3 separate regions of the Mus musculus genome follow, and all the other regions are linked to region 3. A link is a loop called in an ENCODE intact Hi-C map of the cell type or tissue named here. Cell type or tissue: left cerebral cortex. All regions are shown on one strand. Region 1 overlaps Usp39 (ubiquitin specific peptidase 39). Region 2 holds the start of Usp39 (ubiquitin specific peptidase 39). Region 3 holds the start of Ptcd3 (pentatricopeptide repeat domain 3).

Region 1 (8,000 bases), 420 kb after region 3:
TCTGAGTTCAAGGCCAGCCTGGTCTACAAAGTGAGTTCTAGGACAGTCAGGGCAACATAGAGAAACCCTGTCTTGGAAACAAAAAAACAAACAAAAAAAAAACTTTAATCTGAGCAGGTGAGGGACTTTAATTGATAGTCAAAACTATTAATGGAACAGAGTGCTATTTCAATAAATGCACACAGAGTGCAATGAAGACTAGCTGAGGCTAACTGGCATATCCATCTCTGAACATGTATCATTCCTTGTGCTCAAAACATTAAAAATCCTATCAGCTACACTGAAGTATACAGTTAGTGGCTGTCACCACTGTTACTGTACTCAGTCAAGAAATTTGAGAGCTCCTCTTTCTGCTAACTCCTTTATCTGAGCCCATGTAGCCTCAGGCCTCTGGTAACCAGGATTCTACTCTGCTGATGGAAGACCACTTCTGGAGTGATAACACAGTCAAGACTTTGGTCTGGCTTACTTCACTTAACATAATATCCTCCAGGTATTTCTGCTTAAAATACCACTGGGGCGGAGCATGGTGGTTATATTTGTAATCTTAGTATTTGGGAGGCTGGGTCAGGAGGATCATAAATTCGAAGTCAGTCTAGGCTACGAAGCAAGACTGTATTTCAAAGATAAATAAACAAATCAATCAATCAATCAATCAATCAATCAATCAATCAAAACAAACTAGGAAAAACCAGGCTGAGAACAAAACACAGAGCAAGATCTATGCAGGCCTATACAGCCTAGTGGCACACACCTGTAACCCCAACATTTGGGAGGTAGAAACAGAAGGATCAGGAGTTCAAAGTCATTTGAGCAGAGGAAACTAAGAAAGGAGGAACCTTTGTTCCAGGATAGCTTGGGCTGGGCAGGACTCTGTCTCCAAATAAGGAAGGTAGTGTACTACATGCTAACCCTCACTGCTCCCCAACCCCAAAGCTAAGAATGAAAAGGACAAGCTGGGCAGTGGTGGCGCACACCTTCAATCCCAGAACTCAGGAGGTAGAGTCAGGCAGATCCTGAGGCCAACCTAGTTAGTCTACAGAGTTCCAGGACAGCCAATGTCACATAGAGAAACCCTGTCTCAGAAAAAAGAGAGAGAGAGAAGTTGTAAAAAAATTTTGAGACGCCGGGCGATGGTGGCGCATGCCTTTAATCCCAGCACTTGGGAGGCAGAGGCAGGCTGATTTCTGAGTTCAGGGCCAGCCTGGTCTACAAAGTGAGTTCCAGGACAGCCAGGGCTACAAAGAGAGACCCTGTCTCGAAAAAAACCCCAAAACCAAAAAAAAAAAAAAAAAAAATTTTGAGAAGAAAATAGGGCTCCTTTGCCAAGCATCATTACTTACTCTTTTTCTTCTTCTTGGTGCCTCCCAGAGCAGAGTGCAGAGCATTCAGAAACCAAGACAGGAAGTCAACTCCATCCCCTGGGAAAAAAGGGAGAGGAACATACTGCAGCTCAGAGGCAGGAAGGAACCCAGCATGTACTGGCTGGCCTCCTCATCCTCTCCAGCCACTAGTCACACATCCCAGACTCCGTGCACCCTCCTCTACCTGACCACAAACGCCCGCCCTCCTCAAGGACTTCAGTCTTCACTCTCTCTCAAGGTACTTTGGTGACCCTGTCATTGTCCCAGAACGTATTTCATCACCCTGTGACAGCAATGAAGGAAGGAAGACCTTGTAACATCCACGTCTCCAAAGCAGCTCTGACTTCCTCCCTTCCCTATCTTACAAAGACTCTAGTGTTTCAGGAAAGTGACTGCTGGTGCTAGTATTGAAAAGGCATCTACATACACTGTGGAACAAAGGATCCTGGGAACAAGCAACATTCCTGGCCCATGATAAGAGTGCCTAAGAAGAGACTAACTGCCTGCCTCTCAATTATTTCTGGGATAATGGCTACTAAATGTCTGTCTCTCTGCTCATCTAGTTAAAATCTCTAAGACTTTATAGTCTTCTTTAACTTCATCAACCTGATTCCAAAGGCCTGACAACTCTACAAAATTACTTCCCTCCACTCCCCCACACCACTATTTAATTACAATGACCACAGCAAAAACTTCTACATAAACACCACATACATCTAAGCAAATGACAATACCCAGGTCTCAGACACTGGAGAAAACTGTGCTTCACTGACAACACAAACTGTGCTCTGACAGAAGAAACTAGGTAAGCGGAAGTTTATTCTTAGGGTTAAGGTTTTTCTGCAACTCTCTAACCAATTAAGCTTTAACTCTGCAAAGCTGTCAAAAGCTAAAGGGAAGGCTGACAGATACAACCTTCCATGGCACACAAAATAAACTCTACAAAAATACCGTAGCTTGTTGCAGCCTTGGCATAGAAATGAAACAGCCCATTGCTTGTACGAGGACCTGAGTTCAGTTCCCAGCATCCACAGTGGACTGCTCACCACTGCCTGTGACCCCAGCTGCAGGGGATTCAACACCCTCTGGAATCCACAGACACCTGGACAAATATGCACAGAGCCACCCACCCATACACATATTTAAAAATAAAACAAATCTTAAAGATCAAAACAACCTCAGAGTTGGTCCAGAAACAAAATGACTTATGAGTCTAGATGTTGGAATCTGACAGTTCTAGCACACGAGGTGCTGCTGGCCTTGTTGTAAATGGTGAAACACTGTGCTCAAATGGCTCAGTAACTTCTGCTCATTTGGGGATAAATCATGGGGTTCTGATCAATATACACTGTCTATTCCCAAGTGACTCTCTCTCTGTATCCTAAAATCCTAAACCCCAAGAGTCTCAGCTTCGTACCTACTTTCCTTATCGTCGTCTACTGCTCCTTTCCTTAAATACCTGAGACTCTGAAAGCCTTTACTAGACAAGCAAGGTGGCACACGCCTTCATTTTCAGCATGAAGGATGCAGAAACTGGTGGCTCTGTGAGTTCCAGGCTTGTCTGATCTGGTTTACATGGTAAGTTCTAGGACAGCCAGGGCTGCAGTAAGACCCTATCTTTTTTTTTTTTTTAAAGGAAGGAGGAAGAAGAGGAAGAAAGAAGAAAGAATGAAGAAGAAAGGGAGGGAGGGAGGGAGGGAGGGAACAAAAGGTGTGTGGAGTAGAGATGGCTGGAGAGATGGCTCAGCACTTTAAAGCACTTGCTGCTCTTTCACGGGGACCCAGGTTTCCTAGTACCCACATGGTAGCTAACAACTGTCTATAATTCCAGTTTGTGAGGAATCTGACACCCTCTTCTGGATCTTCAGGTACCAGGCATCCATATTGTACACAGACTTATACATACAGGCAAAACACTTACACACATAAAATAATACATTTTTTAAAAAGCAAGCCACTAGACTTTCCCTCTATTTAAGTAATTTATCAGAATAATGGAGTTTTTATTTTGTTTTTGGACTTTGGGGAAAAGACCTCATGTAGCTAAAGGTGACTTGGACTCCTGTCTCCACCTCCAAGGTGCTGGGACTACGCACATGTACCACCATGCCCAGCTCAGAATAATGTTTCTCAAACACAGATCTGACATCACACTTTTGTGTCAACTGATTCTCAACCTTGTTAAAATATAATCCAATCTTTTTGCAAAGACACATAAACTGAAAAATCCTCCTTCCCAGCTAGCACCTTGGCTCTCCACTGACCATGGAATCCGAGATATGACGAGGTATGATTACTTACTCTCTGTGCCAGACACTTTTGTGCATGCCAAACTATACACTGGCACCTCCATGACTGCCTGCCTGGCATGCCTATTACCGACCCACCTCCTTCTCTTCTACCACTCAGGACTCTTCCCAGATGCTCCCACGAGGAGGCGACTCTGCATTCTCTTATCACAGCACTTAACACACTCTGACTACCTTCTTAAACAATTACCCTCCCCATTTAGCCAGGGAGCTCCTAGAATAATCATATTCCTTATCACCACAGCTCTAAAACTCAGCAAGAAAAGGAAAGTGTAGGATGACCCAGTACTAGGGAGACAGAGACAGGCAGAGTTTGAGTTTGAGGCCAGCCTGGTCCACACAGTGAGCTCCAGAACAGTCAGGGTTCCAGAGTGAGTCCTTGTCTCAAACACAAAAGGATGAACAAATGGATGTGCTATGGTGCTGCATAAGACCCCGAGACTTCACTCGTAGCAGTCAGAACTGGACTCTGAGAGATGAGAGTGAGCCAACAGTTCCCTGAGCATCCAGTGGGGAACATGCCACAGGTGGGGAACACAGCACAGGTGGCAGCTGCTCACCAACAACACGCTCTTGCCCCAGTTCTCCCACAAGCAATACCACCATCTGCCAAAGGAAACAGTTTGTCTTCACTCAGCTGCAATCTCTTTGGTTTCTCTGCACAGGACCCACTGATCAGAGAAGAATGAAGAGCCTAATCCACTATCCATGGACCAGTCCCTTCAGCTCTATCAGGATTCGCTGCAAAGTGGAAATGAATGTGTTCGGCAGTCTTGATATGCTGTCTGTAAGTCAGAGAGGAGGGTGACTTGTCTCTCACCTTGTTTGGTAATTTGGAAAGTCTTCTTGCTGCAAAGTACGACAGCCTGAAGCATCTCATGAGGAGAGACATGCGCCTTGAAGTTTCGGGGGTTCCAGAGCTTTCTCATCAGCTCTCCAAAACGCTGAACCAACAAGAACATGATGTCCCCCGGAGGACGCTTGATGTTCTTGTAATTGTCTTCCTCCAGGAAGTAGTTCCGAAGAGGAGGGACATTAGATAGAGCCTGGAGATCAAGCACTCCAGTTAACACAAAGCCCCTTGAGACCAAGCTGTTCTAGCTACCATTCAAACAAAGCCTGGGATGGGCCTAGGATGTCCTTAAAAAGTCCAAAAGCTCAAGGCAGTGGTGGCGCACGCCTTTAATCCCAGCACTTGGGATGCAGAGGCAGGTAGATTTCTGAGTTCAAAGCCAGCCTGGTCTACAGAGTGAGTTCCAGGACAGCCAGGGCTATACAGAGAAACCCTATCTCAAAACAAACAAAAAAAGTCCAAAAGAAACTGACCCTCTGAAAATGATGCCAGAGCTCAGAGCTCAGTAAAATGTCCTTCACTAAGTCACACAAAACAAAGGCTGCCAACCTTAGTGAACATGTACACCAAAAAGGACTTTAAAAGAAAGGCAGTGCAACTCTGGAATCCCAGCACTTGGGAGGCTGAGACAGGAGAACTACCACAAGTATGAAGCCAGGCTGGACAATGTAGTGAGTACAGGCCAGCCTAGCTTAAAAACAAAAACAAGACCACAGAACCAACCAAATAAACAAACAAAAAAGCAAACAGTCACCGGGAATGATGGCGCACACCTTTAATCCCAGCACTCGGGAGGCAGAGGCAGGGATTTAAGTTAGAGGCCAGCCTGGTCTACAAAGTGAGTTCCAGGACAGCCAGGGTTATACAGAAAAACCCTGTCTCGAAAAACCCAAAAAAAAAAAAAAAAAAAAAACTGTATTCAGGGCTGCATTCTGCTCTTGCAAAGGACCTCCAGGATCCATGTCTGGCAGCTCAGAACTGCCTTTAACTCCAGCTCCAGGGGACCCGACACCTTTCTTTGGACTCCACAGGTACCTGCACTCTCACATGTACATGCCCACATAGTACATACATGCACACAGAAAGGAAGGAAGAAAGGAGGAAGGGAAGGAGGGGAAGAGGGAGAGAAAGAAATACAAGCAGCATGTTTAATTTTGGCATTGCGGAGTAACAGAGTCCACCTGTTGTTACCTGGAAACTTCAGGAGCCATAACCTAGAGCCTGAAAAAATCCCTCAGCATATGGCAGCCACCACCTTGACCAGACAGACGGGAGCGTTCTGCTGGTTGCAGAACAAATGCTAAGTGGCGCCCTCAGACAGACCTTCTGCCTGCACTAAGAGAGCAGGATTCCCTGGCGGCCTTTACACGGCTTCCAGTCTTCCTCCCCAGTGGCCTTCCTGAGCCTACCTGCAGCACAGCATTTGCATAGTCGTTGGCTTTTATGTTGTTCAGTCCCACGATCCCTGGCAGGTAAGTGGTGCCATCATATGCCCGGGACAATTTGGCTTGCTTATCCAAGTTTGCAATTTGCTGCTTTGTGAAAGTAGGCTTCAACACATACTGCCAAGAAAAAGAAAACTCTAAGTTGTTGTAAGAAAACTCCAAGATATGTCCAGAATAGCAATTTCTACCAAAATTAACAATGCCCAGCCTTAGGGATGAAAATCAAGGTAACAGAGTAAGTCCTCCAATCTACAGTTTCATGTCTAACCCTGAATCACTGAATTCCAGGTCTGTCTTCAGCCCTATACCTTGGTCAACTCCATGACCAATGACTGTTAGAAACCACAGGATCCTAAGGACTACGAGTCCGAGTTTCCAGTGAGGTGTCATATGTATCTAGCTCAAAAATGGGAGCACCTCCTTCTCCGTTGGCACCAGGATTCCAAGGCCCCCCACACACACCTGGACTGTGTGGGCAGGAATGGAATCTTCCTGGTCACAGAATTACCATCAAGAACTTACTTTGAAATCTTGAATTTATTTCACCTTTTTGCTCTCACTCTAAATACTCCCTCTTGTAGGGAGGGCACTTTCCAGGGATCCTTGGGATAGCTCACAAAGCAACGTGGCCCTCACAGCAACCTGGGACACGTACCGTGATATCCTCCAGCGAGGAATCAATGATTTCATAGTTGTCAGGAAGGCAGTAAAACTTGAGAGTGTGGAGGTTGAGGAAGACATGGTGGCTGAACTGGACACTGTGGATGTAGGCATGAGACTTTAAGCCCCGGCCTGTGGGGACAGGGAAAAGGCTATGAGAGAAAGGCCTAGAAAAGCACAAATCAGGTTTACCATGTTAAAAGTAGAAACCAAGTCTTATGCCTCCCATGAAATTAATCATCACACAAACTTCTCTCACAAAGAGAGCCAGAAAGAACATTAAGATATAAGTTAGGGGAATCAGTTTCAATATAAAGCATACACATAAACCAACTTTTCACATGTATCAAAAACTAGGAACAGCCAAAAGTACATTATTTGATAAGTAAATATACAAATACATGCTGGGCAGGGTGACACACACCTGCTTTAGGAAGGTGACAGGAGGATCAAGACTTGGTCTACACACACACACACACACACACACACACACACACAGGAGGATCAAGACCTGGTCTATCACACACACACGTTACTTACTTACTTACTTGATGGCAAAAAAGTTCAGTAAGGGCACTTGACACTAAGCCTAATGACCTGAGTTTGACCCCTGGACCCACATGGTTAGAAAAGGTAGAAAAAGAACTAACTCCCACATACTGTCCCGACATCTACACAAGCACACAAAGGCACCCACAAATATACACATACATATATAGAAATAACAACATTTAAATGTAGTAAATCCTTAGTAACTGACTTTGGAAACAGACATGGTGGCAACTCGTATAACACCAGCACTCAGTGGACAAGGGACAGGAGAGCTGATAAGCTCAAGCCAGGAAGGCCAATAGAGCGAGTGCTAGGCCAATCAGGGTTCCATATTGAGGTACTGTCTCAAAAATATCAAAGGGACAAAACTGACCTCAATATGTTTCGCTACTTTTTGTCCTCATCTGTAAACTCTGCTATAGAGTCTACCAGAAATCATGATGCTCTTGTGGGATTTTTCTGATTGTTTCATATGCAACCTTGACTTCATAAAAGCTCCCTACAAAGAATGTGGCTTCTCTTTTTCACATCATCAGTATACTATGAATATCCTCACTACTCCCTTGATCTAAATGAGGGAAAATACTACATTCAGAAAGAACTGAGTAAGTATTGTTAAGCATGAGAAAATCTGAGGAGCAGACTCAAGTTCAAGGAAGGCTGGCCTATGTACTCAGGCTCCATCTCAAAACGATAACACTATAAACACAGAAAACACAGCCTTGGAAACCCAGGGGCTGGGGATGCAGCTCAGTGGTGAAGTACTTGTTAGCATGTTTGAACAATACCAATACCAAAAGGAAGGATGGGAGGGAGG
Region 2 (8,000 bases), 440 kb after region 3:
GAGTGCACTGGGACTCAACTAATGGTCTTATTCCAAAAATTACAACATGACTCTGACTCTTAGGAATTTGTGGGGGGTGGGGGGGAACGGAGAAGGGTCCATCTGTACAGTCGTCAGTAGAGCACCTGACCCACGTAGGCTATACGTGAATAGGGAGATGCTGTGATGTATTATGACAGGCAATCCAGCCTGCTGGATTCAAGCCTGGTCAGGGAGGCAGAAGAAAGGAAAAGTAAAAAGCAGACAAAAACTGGGCATCTCAGACTTCAAGAAGGGGAAGCAAGAGTCTAAGGCCATCTCTGGTTACAACTTCAAGTTCCTGAGACCCGTCTTTAAAAATATAGGAGGAGAAAGAAGAAAGCAGGCGAAGGAAGAGGACGCGCCCGGCCCGGCCCCGCGCACCTCGCACCTCCCGCTCGGGCTCCGAGTCTTCATCGGCCTCGCGCTCACGCTTCACCCGCACGACCGGGAGCGCGGGCGCCGGGACCTCTCGCGCAGCCGGCTCGGCCTCCCGCTTCACGCGGACCGGGCTACCCCGGGAGCTCGCCGCCTCGGGCTCCTTCTCACGGTCTCGCTCCTTCTTGATGCGACCCGAGCTGCCACGAGACTCGGACTCACGCTTCCCGCGGGTGGAACCATGGGACTGCCGCTTGGACCGGCTAGACATCGCCACCACCAGTTAGGAGCTTCCGCGCCGGCGCCGAGCACGGGCAGCAAGCAGCCAATCAGAAGTCGAGATGGCCTCATAGAAACGCAGCGCGCTACGAGTCGCTGTGAGGGACAATACAGGCTTATAAAACGTTATAAGCGCTGCTGGCCCAACCGAGATAGTTTCGAACATATTGTGTCCTTGTCCAACATCTCTTCACGGCTTAAATAGGAACCTTTCACAGGCTACTTTCATTTTAGGGAAAAGGAAGCTAGCACTCCACCCGAGATAGCTTCAGGACAATTTGTGTCTCGAAACGACGATCCAGAGATGTCCCCTGATCAGGGACTGATGACCTACACAGGAAAAGGAGTCAGTATTCCCAAATTAACTCCTTCATTCAGGCTTGTACCTGGGAACTTCAATTAGTATCATATTTAAAGGGCTCTTGAAATGAGTTTGCAAATACTCTGCTAAGGCGCATTTATTGTTTAGCTAATAAAACTTCAAATTCAGCCTTACCACTGAGTCATGCCTTAGTCCCTGCCTATTTGAACAGTTCCATCGAAGTATAATTGATATACAAGATAGTACACGTTTGATGTGTCTAATTTGCTAAATTGCGATGTATGAACACTTACAGATTCAAGAGAAGAAACTTGTCTCACCCCAGAAATGTCCTGTGCCCACGTGGAATCCCACCCAAACCACAATAGTGACTACATTTCCTAGAATTTTATGTTCAAGTATGAGTCGGTGTTTCCTCTTTCTGACCAGGTCTCATTCACGTCTAGGGTAAGGCAGTCTGTTCCTTTACTTTCAATATAACAATTCCATCAAGCAGATGCACTTGATTCTGTCACTGCTCTAATAAGTTTCTGATGTTTACATTTTAAACTGAAAACTTGGAAAGCTATACTCTCAGGATCAGGCAAAACAAATCCCAAAGTTTAAGGCCAACTGAGCTACATAGTTAATTCAAGACTATCCTAGGCTACATGCCAGAAGGAAAGAAACAAGAGAAGGCTATGCACTATTAGACCCTCAAAAGCCTTGGTTCCTCTCATGGTCAGTTAAGCAAGTGGTCTGGACACCAGCAGTGCAGCTCCAATGTGGCTGAAATAGGGACTGGGTATGGGTGGGGAAAACTTACCTACGTGAGCACTTGTCTGCCTCATTGCCTATCAGAGACAGATGTTTTTAGTATGTCCACTAATAAGCAAACAAACGGAGGAGATTGGCTCAATTGGTGAGAAAGCTTACTGTCCAAGCATGAGTCCAAAACTCCAGCACCCGTGGAAAAAGCTGACAGTGGGCTCATGCCTATAGTCCTAGCCATGTGGGAAATGGAGACAGGAGGACCACTAGGGCTTGGTGGCTGTCAGCTGAATTACAGGTTAAGTGAGAGGCCCTATCTCAAAGGAACAGGTAGAGAATACAGACAAGAGCACCCAGTGTCGTCCTCTTGCCTATACACACACACTACAAAAACAAAATTAAGGAAACCTAGGCACATTTAGATTAAAGAGTCAACCAAGTGGCATATATTAACATGTCTTCTTTAATTCTGCCATAAAGAAATGTCATTTGTAGGGAAATGGTGAACCTAAAGATGTTAAGCGAATTCAGTATAATTTAGAAAGAGTAATCACCAATATTGCATGTTTTTCCCATATGTAGGACCTAGATTTTAAGTGTGTATGTGTGTGTGTGTGTGTGTGTGTGTGTGTGTGTGTGTGTAAGAGGGGAGAGAAGGGGAGAGAACTATAGGAGGCAAGGAGGGGGTCTAAAAGAAGATGGAGCAGAGGTGATGGAGATGACAAAATATTTCTCATGAGCAGAATCTAGCTTTAAAGACAGGAGCAAAGTAGATACACACAACACATAGACACACGCATATGATCTCATAGTGAAGTTTATTATACTAAAGGGCTAGGAAAAGAAAGTCAACATCTCTAGACTAATAGAATGCATTTTCAGTATTCGTGGATGACTCGAATTTTTAAAAATAATTTCCTGGTATTAGCTATATATACTCCTTCTTTCGTTCAGGTGATACCACAAAGTAAGAGGACCTCCAGCTCTACGGGCGCTCACAGATGAAGGTTCTCAAATTTCGAAAGCATCTCTGCTCCGCTGCGCCTGGCCCTACGCAACCGGAAAAAGGGCATCGGAGCCGGAAGCCGAGGTCGGCGGCCGGAAGTCATGGTCCGCAGCCGAAGGCCCTAATTCCGCGGCAGTTGTGGCGGTTACGGCGGTTCTGTACCCAGCATACGAATGGAGGCGGCCCAGGATCACGGGCCGGGGTTGTGCTGCAAGCCCGGCGGGCGTCTGGACATGAGCCACGGCTTCGTACACCACATCCGTCGGAACCAGCTCGATCGGTACCGCCCCGCCCCAGGCCCGGCCCGGCCCGATTCGGCCGGGTGACAGCGCCTGACTCCCGCTCGGCTCCCCGCAGGGACGACTACGACAAGAAGGTGAAGCAGGCGGCCAAGGAGAAGGCGAGGAGGCGCCACACGCCCGCGCCCACGCGGCCCCGCAAGCCAGACCTACAAGTGTACCTGCCGCGCCACCGAGGTGAGCCGCCGCCTGTCGCCCGCCCGCCCGCGGTCCCGCCCCCGGGCAAGCCCCTCTCTCTGCGTCAGGGCTCCTGCCCACCTGGCCCTTACAGCAGCCACTGCATCAATAGCAGCGCCCCCTGGGCCAGTGACCCCAGTTAAACTGCACTGTTATATAAGGTAGCTGGGACCCGGCCAGGAAACGCTGTCCACCAGTGTGATCTATCAGGCTGGGTTTTAATATTTCTGCCACCTGGAAGAGAAAGTGTGGCAGGGATTTAAAAAAAAAGAAAAGAAAAGAAAGATCAGTACATAAAATGAAACAAACCCAGTAAATGGCCTTTTCTTGGGCTTTCTGTGACCATGAACTCATGTTGACTAACATATGACACTAAGTTTGTGGGCTGTTCTTTACAGAGGGGTTAGATCTTGAGTACATTATTGAGTCCGTAGGACGCTGTTAAGCTGAGGACTCTTATGTCTGTTTCCCTAGCCAGAGAGGTGAATAAGGTGTCCAACATCACAGACCTAGTAAATGGCAGAGCCTGGATTTGAACTGAGGCAGAGCTCTGTCCATCCTTTCAGCAGCTTCCAGTGATATTTGCAGGAGACATATGCAGCTTATACTTACTTTTTAACAGATTGTGCTGGAGTGGAGGGAAGAAGTTAAAATCCTGATTGACAGCTACATACATAACACACACACACACACATACACACCCAGGGTCTGTTGGAAGCTTGGAGGCTTTCTTGGTGCTGTTTTTCTGATCATTTCTGTGGGCAGGGGTTTTAGCAGCATACCCCCTCTTCCCTCTCACTCTGGTTTGCCCTTACAGATGGCTCCACCCACCCCGTGAACCCAGACTGTGAGGAAGCCAGTGAAAGCAGCAGTAGTGGAAGCTCCGAGCTAGAGCCTCCTGGCCGCCAGCTCTTCTGTTTAGACTATGAGGCGGACAGTGGCGAGGTCACTTCAGTTATTGTCTATCAGGTACGCCTTTTGGAAACAGCTGCAGCGTGACCGTCCTGGGCCATGACGGAAACTACCACCAGTTCCTGAACCGCTGTTAATCTCAGGGCCAGTGGGAAAATATGTCTTCCCAGCAGATAGTCTCAGCACATAGAGATTCCTAGTTGGGGGAACAGGGAAAACTTGTGACCCTCAGTTGAGAATCACTGTTACAGGGGACTCCTGAGAAACAGAAGCCTTAAGCCAAACAGTTCTGTGAGCGTGCTGTCTAGGAACAGAGCAGCACTTGTTTGAGGGAGAACCAGGCTCTGAGCTTCCTGACTCTTCCTCCACGTAGGACGATGATCCTGGAAGGGTGAGTGAGGCAGTATCAGCACACACACCTCTGGATCCAGCCATGCGGGAGGCCCTCAGATCGCGAATCCAGGAGGAACTTGCAAAACGCCAGAGCCGGCACTGACGGGGCGGAGGCAGGATTCACTGCACTTGGCAGAATTTTGCCCAAGGAGCTCACCCCTAGTTTGGGGGGTGTCAGGATGAGTCCATGTGATCTTCAGGGAGCCTGTCCTCCTTCTCTAAGCTGCTGTATCCACAAAGGTCTTGCAGGACCACATCTGACCTGTCTCTCAGCAGCCATTTTTCTTGTCTCATTCATCTAACCTAACATTCTGGAATTTTATGACAGCTTTGGCTAACTTGGTGTTTTGGGAGCAGAGACTTTAGGGAGAGCCAGGCTTTCTGAAGCTTTTGCCTGTGTGGTGCTGTCTTGATGAGGTCGTTTGTCAGGCCCCTTCATGTTTCTGCTTTCTTCCACTCATCTTTGCCTAGGCCTGTTTTCAGCTGTCACTTTTCCTTTCTCCTATCTTTTTGCCTTAGGTAGAATCTATGTCCCCCACCCCCAGCATGACTGTTTCTCTGCCACTCAGGAATTTAGCATGGGACTTCTGGGAGCCTGCCTTCCTAACAAGGTCTCCAAGTACTTCTGATGCCAATAAACAGGAGAGCTTTGGTTTTGAGGCCTCTTTGGAAGCACATGTCCTTCCCCTTTTGTGGCTTGCCCAAGCTCCTCATAGGCCTCACTGCTTAAAACTGTCTACGTAGGAGACCCAGGAAGAAGATGCTGAGCTAAGCTGCAGTCCTTAGTTGAAAAACCTGTCCTGCTACTCGTGGTGGCACATGCCTTTAGTCCCAGTACTCAGGACTCAGGAGGTAGAGATGGGTAGATCTCTGTGAGTTCAAAGCCAGCCTGGTCATATCAACACATCTAGTTCCAGGACAGACAGTGGTTGAGAGAGCCTATCTCAAAACAAAACAAAAAAAGAAGAAGAAGAAGAAGATGAACCCGCCTTGGCTAGGCTTACCAAATTCACCATCTAGCTGTAAAGCAACTACCTTCTGCTCAGACTAAAGGGGAATTATCAAAGCAGTCTTAAAAGTAACTCTTCAATTGTAGTTTAGCAATCTTGAATGAATGAAGTTGAGAGAGTTGACAATAGCTATAATTGTTCTGGGGCAGGAGGGCTCTAGTTGCAAAAAAGAGAGAGTTGTGAAGAACATCACAGAGGAAGTGAAATGGCCCTTTCTCTGCCCCATGCTTTCTTTCCTACCTCCCAAGAATATGTCTGAGCCTGATGAGACACACTTTAACCCCAGCATGAAAGAGGCCAAAGTATGAGGACTGCTGCAAGTTAAAGACCAACCTAAGCTGTCTCAAGAAAAAACTAAATAAATGTAACTTAGGTCCTTTGGGTAAAGATCCCCAGACATAGCATTTTTCCAACGGGGGACATGTTTTTCAACACAAGCTTAGGCTAAGGTCTGAAGTCCACAAGACATCCTGTTCACAGAATTCAGGTGCACCTACGATTTCCTGACATAGGAACCTAACTTCAGCATCTTGAAACATGAATCATAAAACAGCCTACAAGCCCTGAGACTGCCCACAACCAAACCTCCTACCCCAGGGCTTTGTCTTCTAGGATTTCAAGATCATTCTGACTGTATGAGTTCAGTAGCTTTCTCTTCAGGGACACTTGCGATCCCTCCTGTGTTTTATCCCACTCTGCTGAAAACATGTAATATAGTTGGCCATCTGCTTTACGCCATTAAAACAGTGAGTCACAGCTTGCCATGCCAGAACTCTGGGACTTGAGTTAGGTGGTAAGTTAGAAGGGCCTGGTTCTAGAGGTGGCCGGAGACCTGAATGCTCTAAACCAGGAGAGCTGGTCTCAGGGTTCAGTGCCTTAAGCATTGTCAGTCCTAATCCCAGGATGCTGTCAAAGGGAAAAGCCTTCATCCTGTACTTGTGCACTAGTGCTGTAAGTGCCTGTGGACTTACATGGTTAGATACCATCAGAGCCTCCCGGGTGAAGGAGGGTCTGCCAAACTCCATGCTCTTCATCCTGCAAGTCACTATAGTCTCCAGTTAATCAGTCCATATTCTGACTTGAAACACAGGATTCACTGGAACGCTGGTCGGGACAAAGAACATTGGAACTTTTTGGGGGTCTGTGTTCTTAGAGCTGTGCTTCCTATATCCTGATTCTGTTATTGAACCAAAAAACACCTGAAGAATCTGAGGACCCGACACCTACAAATTTGCCGTTATTCCCACTTCTTGATGAAGGAATAGCTAGATGAACAAAGTGTTCTGCAGAGGCCTTTTATGTGTTTATGTGGTCCTCAAAGACCTCAGATAGGAGACTGGTGGAAACTTCTCTAAGTTCTTTTTCCAGAAGCACTTTGCTTATCAGTGTGTATGAAAGATTTTCTAGCTAAGAAAGCTCTCTTGATTCTTGCTAGTTTATCCTGTATGACTACCTAAAGCCCCAAGCCTGTGCCTAAATGAAGAGTGGTCATTCTGAGCCAGCCTGTTAGAGCTGATGTTTCTAGGCCTCCTCCCTAAAATGCCTCTTGGGGCTGCCCTCAGCCTTATGGCTTAGCTTGATTGCTCTGCTGGCCTATTCTGGGGTCTGTAATAATACTGGCCAGTTTATTTGGCAGACCTGCTTCCAGATAGATGTCTCTTAACCTATTTCAAAACTCACGGGCCATAGTGAGTTCTCAGAACTGCCCAGTGTTTTTGCACAGTAGGCAGGACTTAACTACAAACTGCCTCAGAATCAACATTCATTTGAATAGATAAGTTCTTATCTGTCTTTTGTGTGTGTGTGGGGGGGGGGGAGATGGGGGCAAGGGAGACTGGGCTACAGGTATGACGGTACATGCCAGTAATCCCAGCATTTGAAAGGCTGAGATAAAAGGTTTGCCCCATGTCCCAGAGGCAGGAAGGTCTTTTAGTTTGAGGCCAGCCTTATCTACAAAGCAAGTTCCAGACAACCAGGACTATGTAGAGAGACCCTGTCTCAAACCCCTACCCCCATTTCTTTCTTTCTTTCTTTCTTTCTTTCTTTCTTTCTTTCTTTCTTTCTTTCTTTCTTTCTCTCTCTCTCTCTCTCTCTCTCTCTCTCTCTCTCTCTCTCTCTCTCTCTCCTCTCCTCTCCTCTCCTCTCCTCTCCTCTCCTCTCTCTCCTCTCTCTCTCTTCTCTTCCTTCTCCTCTTCTCTCTCTCCCCTCTCTCTCTTCTCTCTCTGGAATGGTTTTTTCCCCTCAGTTCTTAACTAGAATTAAGCCTGTATTTTACAGTTTTGTGATTCCTGAACTGAGTATATATTATTTATAAGAGAGAATTGGTTTTGCAAGGGGGTTTGGGCTGTGCAAGAATAATGATAAAAACTGGGGTTGTACCCCACTGACAAGCATGAATGACTTTGAAGAGTGTGGAGCAAGAAGGGAAAAGATATATAAGTGTATATGATGAGAAT
Region 3 (8,000 bases):
TATCACCATAATCAACAATCATATTACATCCTGCCTTCCTGCACTCTTTACCTAATACATCTCACAAGAACTACCAATAGGAAAAAGGGAAATTTTAAATAAGTGGCTGGCTGGCCTGGGACTCGTGACAATCCTCCAACTTCTGCCCTGAGTGCTAGGACTACAGGAGTATGTCACTACAAAACAACACTCAATATATACCTAAATTCTGTCTATCTATACGGGTAAAATTGCATACATATAGGACTATAAGATACAACACAGGCAGGTGACAACTAGATTGTAGCACATTGTAAATACTCTTCCTGTTGCATTTCTTGTCGTTTTTCTGGATATAGAGGTGTGCAAAGGGGCGTACGCTGGAATGCTGTATTCACAGGTAACCCAGTCCCTACTCTTAGCTCCAGTGCTCTCTCATCCCTATTCTTGTTTCTAAAGACAGGGCATTACTGTATGAACTCAGTAGGTACACTAGTCCTACTATGCAGAGATCCCTGTGCCTCTGCCTCCTGAGACTAAAGGAGTATGGTACCATGGTCAGCCACTGTTCCTATTCTTATGCAGGGAAACAAATGAATCTAATCATATTTATACAATGATATCAAATAGCCACTCCAAATGAAACAAAAGTACACCTAATAGTTCACTTATAAATTAAATGTATAGTTTACACATAAAATTATATAACAAGACTTAAAAAATAACAGCTAACATGGTATTTGTCTATGTGCTAGGCACTATTTAAATCCTTATGTTTTATTTACAGTAAATACCCAATCACCTGGTAAGTGAATAGCAAAATACTCACCATGTTTTCTTTTTTGGAATGACTATTTCTTCAATCCCTTATGTAGAAAAAAAAATAAAAATAAACAATTTTCTAACAACACAAAGAAATACAATGTCTTTTCATTTTTAAAAACTTCTATTTCCATAGTTTTAAAAATACCTGTTATATCTGATCCTTCAACCTTTGGGAGGGATTCAGTTCCAGCATAAAATCTGCATTAAAAACAAAACAACAAAAATCCCACTGTTAGCACTGCTCCCTGATGGCCTCAGCTCAGCTCCTACCGCTAGCTCTGCTGACTCAGCTCCACCCGCATGCACACATTCTGAGCCACATTTATAGAGGCATTTAGATGTAGTGTAAACTTGTAACCCAGTTTTATTTATTTTTTTGTATTGGTCCAAAGACATCGTATGAGCTAATTATCCACTCTACAACTGACTTAAAACCACCTCCTATTTCCACCAGGCCACTGCATGAAGGATGTACAAAGAAATTACATAAGTATTTGCAACACCACCAGATGGAAAGAATGGGGTCAGACGTTTTAAGGCTTTCTGCTTTTACTAAAGTCTTAGCTTATTCTTAGCTGAAGGTTCTCATAACGTTCAGTCCATACTGGTAATATTAGCCTGCCCTTTATTTGTGAAAGATCTGTTACTTTGCCCTTTCTTTTTTGCAGGGTTAAAATGAATAAGGGGGGGGGGTGATAAAGAAATTTGTGTAGGGGCTTGTAGCGGCACTCACGGAAATGTAAACTTCACGAGAACAGGGCCCTAGTTTAAAGGGTAATTTTGGCTATACATAGTATTGCAACCAACCAATAAAAATTTTCCGAAAGAATTCCCGAACTCGCAGATCTAAAGATCACTAAATACGACGCTACCTCGTGTTACCCTTGAGAGGGCCGGGCCTCGACCATACAAATGCCTTTGCATCTTACCTACTTTCACGACTCTCAGGGAAATGCAAGACCAAAATGACTCTGGGTCTTCTTACCTGCAACAGACCTTCGGTTCACACACACCCGTCCCCCGAGTGGTCTGCAGCAAGACAAGCCCGCTGCGAAAGGACAGGCGGCGAGCTGCAACCGCCGCCGCCGCCATCTTTGGACTCTTCGCGGAGCACGTCGGGAACGACCTCCGCCTCCAGGGTCGAGGGGCGGGGCTGGCGTGGAACGTCTCATCTCCAAACGGGTGGTCACAAGGTCCTGTTTGGCTAGACTAGCAGCGGAACGCTCAGTACACATCGTTCACCTCGAATAAACTTACTTGAAATGCTGTTCTAAAGTCTCCTGTGTAATTTTGCTTTTAAACTGAAGGAGGGTTTTGAGACAGTTTTCTTCCACTCCTTACCCACCCCGAAAGCAAAAATGAACTCGTCCAAGCCAATTTGCCAAGCCGCGGTTCTCGCACGCAAGCGCAGTGGAAAAACACATGGTGGCTCTGCGCTACAAGACTCAAGTGGCGTTCTCTGCGGCTGACTGGAACTTCTCTCGTAGTGACGGACCTCAAAACTGACTCGGAAGATGCTGGCCTCCAAGCACACACCATGGAGGCGGCTTCAGGGCATTTCCTTCGGAATGTATTCGGCCGAAGAGCTCAAGTAAGGAGTTAGTGGGATGCGTGTAGAACAGGGTTGTGGAAGTTGGAGCTGGGAACTACGATTCCCAGAAGGCTTTGAGCCGAGCCAGTCCGGGGGCGGCGGGGTCGGGGTGGGGGGTGGGGGGCTGGCTGCCTAGTGCTTGCTTGCTGGTAATGGGAAGGAATGCGCTTGCTGCATTTTCATCTGTTCATCTTCCTCATTAATCAACTAGTTTTATGTCATTTATAATCACATTACATCACACGCTTATCAACTTCCTAATTAGTCTCCTCTGGTCCAAGCGATGATGAACTTTTAAATCTTGGATCAAGACCCTGGCTATGAAGTCCTGGGGACTCTTCTCTAATGCTTTTTGATCACGATAGCATACACGCTTCTTAGACTCCCATTAATAACTCAACATGCATTAAAAACTCCCAGCATTGCCGGGCAGTGGTGGCGCACGCCTTTAATCCCAGCACTTGGGAGGCAGAGGCAGGCGAATTTCTGAGTTCGAGGCCAGCCTGGTCTACAGAGTGAGTTCCAGGACAGCCAGGACTACACAGAGAAACCCTGTCTTGAAAAAACAAACAAAACAAAACAAACCCTCCCAGCATTCAGGAGACAGAGGCAGGAGGATCTCTGTGGGTTCGAGGCCAATCTGGTCTTACAGAGTCAGTTCCAGAGCTTCGTGGACACAGAAAACCCGTCTCGAAAAATAAAAAAACAAACAAACAAAAAGGTAGACCACACTGGTAACATCAGCACTACCCCCTCTAGGACACATCTTGCCATTGCAATCTCCATATGTAATCAGTCAGTCTTCATTTCCCTGCCCCTGCCGCATGGTAACCACCTGTCTACTTTCTATTTCAGTTATTCTGACTGTTCAGGCCCCTATTCAAGTAAAAGGAGTCAGTCAGCCCCGACTTCTTGTAACTGGCCAATGCATTTAGCATACTGTCCTCAAAATTATAGATAAATAGATCAGAACTTCCTTCCTTTTTAGGGTTAAGTAAATAGAACATGATATAGATAGATAGATAGATAGATAGATAGATAAATAGATCAGAACTTCCTTCCTTTTTAGGGTTAAGTAAATAGAACATGATATAGATAGATAGATAGATAGATAGATAGATAGATGTGTGTGTGTGTGCGCGCGCGCGTACATGCCGATTCATCAGCTCATCTGCTGATGGACATTTGGGCTATTTCCAATTTTTGGCAATTGTGAATGAGGCTTCTATTAAAGTGTGTACACACCCAGACTCAGAATTCCTGGTTTAGACATTAATGCCATTTTTAACCTTTTGAGGAAGTTAATTCAGTTTTTCATAATTTCAGCACCATCGTATGTTCCCATCAATCATACATAAAGACTCCCTCTTCTCCAAGTCCTTTCTAGCTGTGTGTTTGGTTTGTGTGTTTGTTTTGATCATACACTGATGGGTTATGGTATCTCACTGTGGTTTTGACTTGCAATGATTTGAAGAATGCACACATCTTTTCATATGTTTTTGAGCTTTTGTGAATATTCAGTGGCACTATGAATATTTAAGTCCTTCACCGCCTGTGGTTTTTAGGAACAGCAAGGGGCCAAGGTGACTGGAATAAAGTGAGGTAGAGACCAGGAACCCCCACCCCCAACCCCCATGTCATTTTAAGGGCATAGCCTTTACTCCGAAGGAGATGGAAGGCTACCAGTTCTAACTTGACTAAAAGGAGCATTAATTGTTTAGTGCCAGATCCCAAACTTTCAGCACTGTCTCATCAAGGGAAACTTTTGTAGGACGGCAGTTCTCAACCTGTGAGTTCCGAGCTCTTTGTGGGTCAAATATCAAACACTTGCATTGCAATTCATAAAAGAAGCAGAACTATAGTTATAAAGTAGTGATGACATAATTTTAAGTTGGGGGTCACCACAACATAAGCAACTGTATTATGCAGGTTGCAGCATTAGGAAGACAGAGAACTACTGTTGTGGGTTATAGAAAGTATCCTTTTTCCAAGAGCAGACTCCTAGGAAGGTTGTGAGGGTGATATTTGCTTGGCTACATTTTCACTTCAGAATAGATCTGACAGCTGTTGGAGGGTGGACAGGAAGAGGAAGGAAGGACAAAACATGATGGGAGAACTGACCTAGGGCAGTGGCAGGAGAAAGAAAAGGTAAAATGTGATATGTAGGTGACATAGCAGATGCCTGATAGAAACCAGGTGTTAGAGTGGAAAGGCAGTTCCTTTTAGTTTGTGAAAGAGAGGGTATGTGTTGTGGGGGTTTGGGGCTTTTTTTGGTTGGTTTGTTGTTTTTTCGAGTCAAGGTTTCTCTGTGTAGCTCTGGCTGTCCTGGAACTCCCAGATGTCTGCCTGCCTTTGCCTCCTTAATGCTGAGATGAAAGGCCTTTGCCACCAGCGCTCGGCTCAGTGTTGTGTACTTCGTACCATTGAACTGCGCTCTTAAACATGGTTAACATGTTAAGTTTTATGTATATTTCATTGCATTTTCAAAAATTAACAAGACAGCTAAGTAACTTGTTTAGCATTACTGACTCCATGCTGGGGGAAGAGACCACACACACACACACCTTTGAGTTAGATAACGTGTCTGTTGACATTAGCTTAGCCAGAGAAAGGTGACCGACCATGTTGATAAGAGTGAGCCACAGCTGCAGAGCTGCCTCTGTGTTCACAGTGGCCTTGACCCTGGGAGTCTCCCAGCTCTGCACAGCTTTGTTCTTTGTGGACTGCTGTCAGTTTACCTGACCACACAACTCAACCATTTGTTGTTGTTCCCCCTAGGGTGCAAAATCGGGATGGTATCTTTGCCCTACATTTATTTTTCTAACCTGGACCTGGGTCCTGAAGAGGACCTGCGATGATAAAAGCTGGGGTCAGGAGGCCTTGTACAAGCTATGTCTAATGCCAAGCAAGTTTAGGGAGTACAGCATCTACATACTATTTATAGATTGGGGGGAGGAGCGGCCAAGGTCAACAGAGATCTAAGTTGGACCATGTTGGCAAAGAGAATACTGGATACCTCAGACACAGCTACCATAGGACTGGTAACCATAGCCCAGAGGGAAGGGTTGGGTCCAAAGAAGCTGCAACCTTGACCCCTTTGGGGCACTGGCTCCTCCCCTAGAATGGCTTTGTCACTCCCTGACAAGGACATCAGGGCCTGCCTCTGAGAAAGTCTCAGGACAGCCTGGCTTCCCTCAAACTTCTAAATTAGGAGAGATTTAAAAGGCAAAATTGGCTTTGTAAAAGTATATTTATGTAACATATAAGGAGACTTTCCAACTGTTGCTTTGCATGAACACCCAAATACAGTTGGGTAGAGCACATTTTGCGTGTTTGTTGTTTACTGTCACATTGGCACAGTGGCATGCTCTTGGTGGGTACAGGGCAAGTTATTCGACAGTTCCATTAAACAAAGTGAAGAAACCTTGCACCAAGTAAGTTCTGTTTCTTTATGATTTTATTTGTGTTTCATTTTCTTGAATCGTTATTCTGTGCACAGGAGTTATTGTTTGACATTTCCTTCATTGAACAAGTTGGGCTTTTAGTCAGGTCTGGCTTATAACCTGCCTCTCCCACTTCAACCTCAGAGAAGTCAATAACTTGAGCTTTCCCTGGGTCTTTCTTTAATCTCCTCAGGAAGTTAAGTGTTAAATCCATTACAAATCCTCGATACGTGGACTACCTGGGAAACCCTTCAGCAAATGGCCTGTATGATTTGGCTTTGGGTCCTGCAGATTCCAAAGAAGTATGCGCTACCTGCGTGCAGGACTTCAACAACTGCTCTGGACACCTGGGCCACATTGATCTCCCGCTCACAGTCTACAACCCTTTCCTCTTTGATGTAAGTGTTGCCCTGGGCATGTGGGTCTTGGGACTTAGGAGGTTGTGGGGATCACCTCTTTCCTGTTCCTGTCTCTTTAGAAAAAAGATCCTTTATGGACCTAGAAACTGTACACCCTGAGTGTCCATTGTCCAAAATGCTTGAGGTCAAAATTGATTACAAATTCAGATTTTAGAATGCTTATAAGCTATGTAATGGTGATATTGTAGGAAGGGAATGTTGCAGGATTTTCCTGTCCAATCACATTAGGGCAGTGGCAGGCCTGTGAGTGGACAGGAAAAGGGAGGCGGAGCTAGGAATTGGGGAGAGCGATAGAGAGGTAACAGGAGGAGGAGAGAAGCCAAAATGGAGGCAGACAAACAGGAAGAAGATTCTGATCCCGAGTAGTTTTTTTTTTTTTTTTTTTTTTGGTTTTTTTGAGACAGGGTTTCTCTGTGTAGCCCTGGCTGTCCTGGAACTCACTTTGTAGACCAGGCTGGCCTCGAACTCAGAAATCCGCCTGCCTCTGCCTCCCGAGTGCTGGGATTAAAGGTGTGCGCCACCACGCCCGGCTCCAAGTAGTTTTTAAACCACCACAAGTAGCTACGATTTTCACAAGGTTAGAATAATTGGGATGTAGCTTTTATCATTATCAATTGGCTCTGAAATTATTGTATTGGTATCTTGTAAATTGTGATCTTATTGTTATATAAATCTGATTGGATAATTAAGTTTTAAGAGTCATGTTTCTACCGGGTAACTAGGTGTTGAGATAGCTGATTGTGGGGTGTGTGGGGCGCTGTGTGGAAGCAAGATGAACTCGCTAGCTGGGAGAGTAGCTCAGCGGGGAGAACACGCCGAGCAGGACCCCGCTGGGACATAGTGTTGTGGCCTGCCAGTACCGGTACTAGAGCGGGAACACCGGCAGGCAGGAGAGATGGCTGGGCAACTTTTTAAATATTTCCTTTAACAACAGAACCCAAGTATAAACAAAGAATTCATTCATAGTTTATATACCTCATACACACAGTCTGATGGAACATAGTTTATATGTAACTCATATACACAGCCTGAAGAGAAGTATGTGTATTTCTAATGTGCCTACATCTTTACTTCAGTCCATAACCATGAAGTCAGGTGTTGAATTTGTTTGTATATCAGGGCTCAAGAAGTTGGGCATTTTAGAGTCTCAGATGAGGGATGTTTATCCTGTAACTTCAGCTTACCCTTCAGACTTACCCAGAGAATTTCAGTCTGATTCCAATTGAGAAAAGCTACAGCTTGATTCTGTTCATGGAAGAGGGAAAGGTTTAGTGAGCCCCCCACCTATCCGAGGCTCAGGGTCTGACCCAGGCTTTAATGCACTGATTTATCACCTTTTGAGTCTAGGGCTGGGTGCCCATCAGAAAGCCCTGTGGCAGTCACCTCCCTAGTAATAGAGGGAATCCGGTGCTCCTGAGGCCACTGGCTTTTCAGATAGCTCTGCACTGTGACGTTTTAGCAGGAGAAGCAAAGCCCCAAAAGGAAGACCAGTAACTTCCAAATGAAGCTGCTGTCTAGACGGCACTGGTGTATGTTCAGTATCAAGTAACCTAGTCCCCAGGAGTTCTTTTTGAGTTTTTCAGACTGCGATGCATATACAGACATAGTTTGTCTGTTAGCATATTAAAGAAGGCTGTTGTATTAGTTAAGTATTATAACTATTTATTGATGTAAAACAAAAAACATTTCTTTTCTCAGACCACGCATCCTATTATGAGTTTCAAATTTGAATGCTTTAAGATG

The links. Peaks named below come from ENCODE experiments on the same cell type or tissue, not always from the same donor. Only the 100,000 strongest peaks of a DNase experiment are listed, where the experiment ranks them.
Region 1: it touches region 3 in a loop (2.4-fold over the local background); 5 of 42 quality-filtered maps call a loop at or near these places.
Region 2: it touches region 3 in a loop (2.9-fold over the local background); 5 of 42 quality-filtered maps call a loop at or near these places.

The regions. Positions count from the first base shown.
Region 1 is chr6:72,331,767-72,339,766 of GRCm38, forward strand. It overlaps Usp39 (ubiquitin specific peptidase 39), which reads right to left. Exons shown (of 13, transcript NM_138592.4): 4 at 6,627-6,763; 5 at 5,936-6,088; 6 at 4,494-4,719; 7 at 1,344-1,421. Among named protein-coding and RNA genes, the nearest start is that of Usp39, 9.4 kb to the right of the region's middle. In left cerebral cortex, no CTCF peak of the experiment used is centred here; no DNase peak of the experiment used is centred here.
Region 2 is chr6:72,344,483-72,352,482 of GRCm38, forward strand. Usp39 (ubiquitin specific peptidase 39) reads right to left here and starts at 693. Exons shown (of 13, transcript NM_138592.4): 1 at 403-693. The coding sequence starts at 667. 0610030E20Rik (RIKEN cDNA 0610030E20 gene) reads left to right here and starts at 2,835. Exons shown (of 4, transcript NM_026696.1): 1 at 2,835-3,033; 2 at 3,111-3,229; 3 at 4,047-4,198; 4 at 4,515-8,000. The coding sequence starts at 2,927. The coding sequence ends at 4,637. In left cerebral cortex, a CTCF peak has its summit at 3,331; DNase peaks (open chromatin) are centred at 731, 2,838, 3,198, 3,288 and 3 more places; H3K4me3 peaks cover 2,946 bases; H3K27ac peaks cover 2,294 bases.
Region 3 is chr6:71,906,845-71,914,844 of GRCm38, forward strand. Ptcd3 (pentatricopeptide repeat domain 3) reads right to left here and starts at 1,918. Exons shown (of 24, transcript NM_027275.3): 1 at 1,790-1,918; 2 at 950-1,002; 3 at 809-845. The coding sequence starts at 1,896. Polr1a (polymerase (RNA) I polypeptide A) reads left to right here and starts at 2,209. Exons shown (of 34, transcript NM_009088.3): 1 at 2,209-2,395; 2 at 6,032-6,236. The coding sequence starts at 2,319. In left cerebral cortex, CTCF peaks have their summits at 2,104 and 3,134; DNase peaks (open chromatin) are centred at 1,212, 1,981 and 2,272; H3K4me3 peaks cover 2,367 bases; H3K27ac peaks cover 1,310 bases.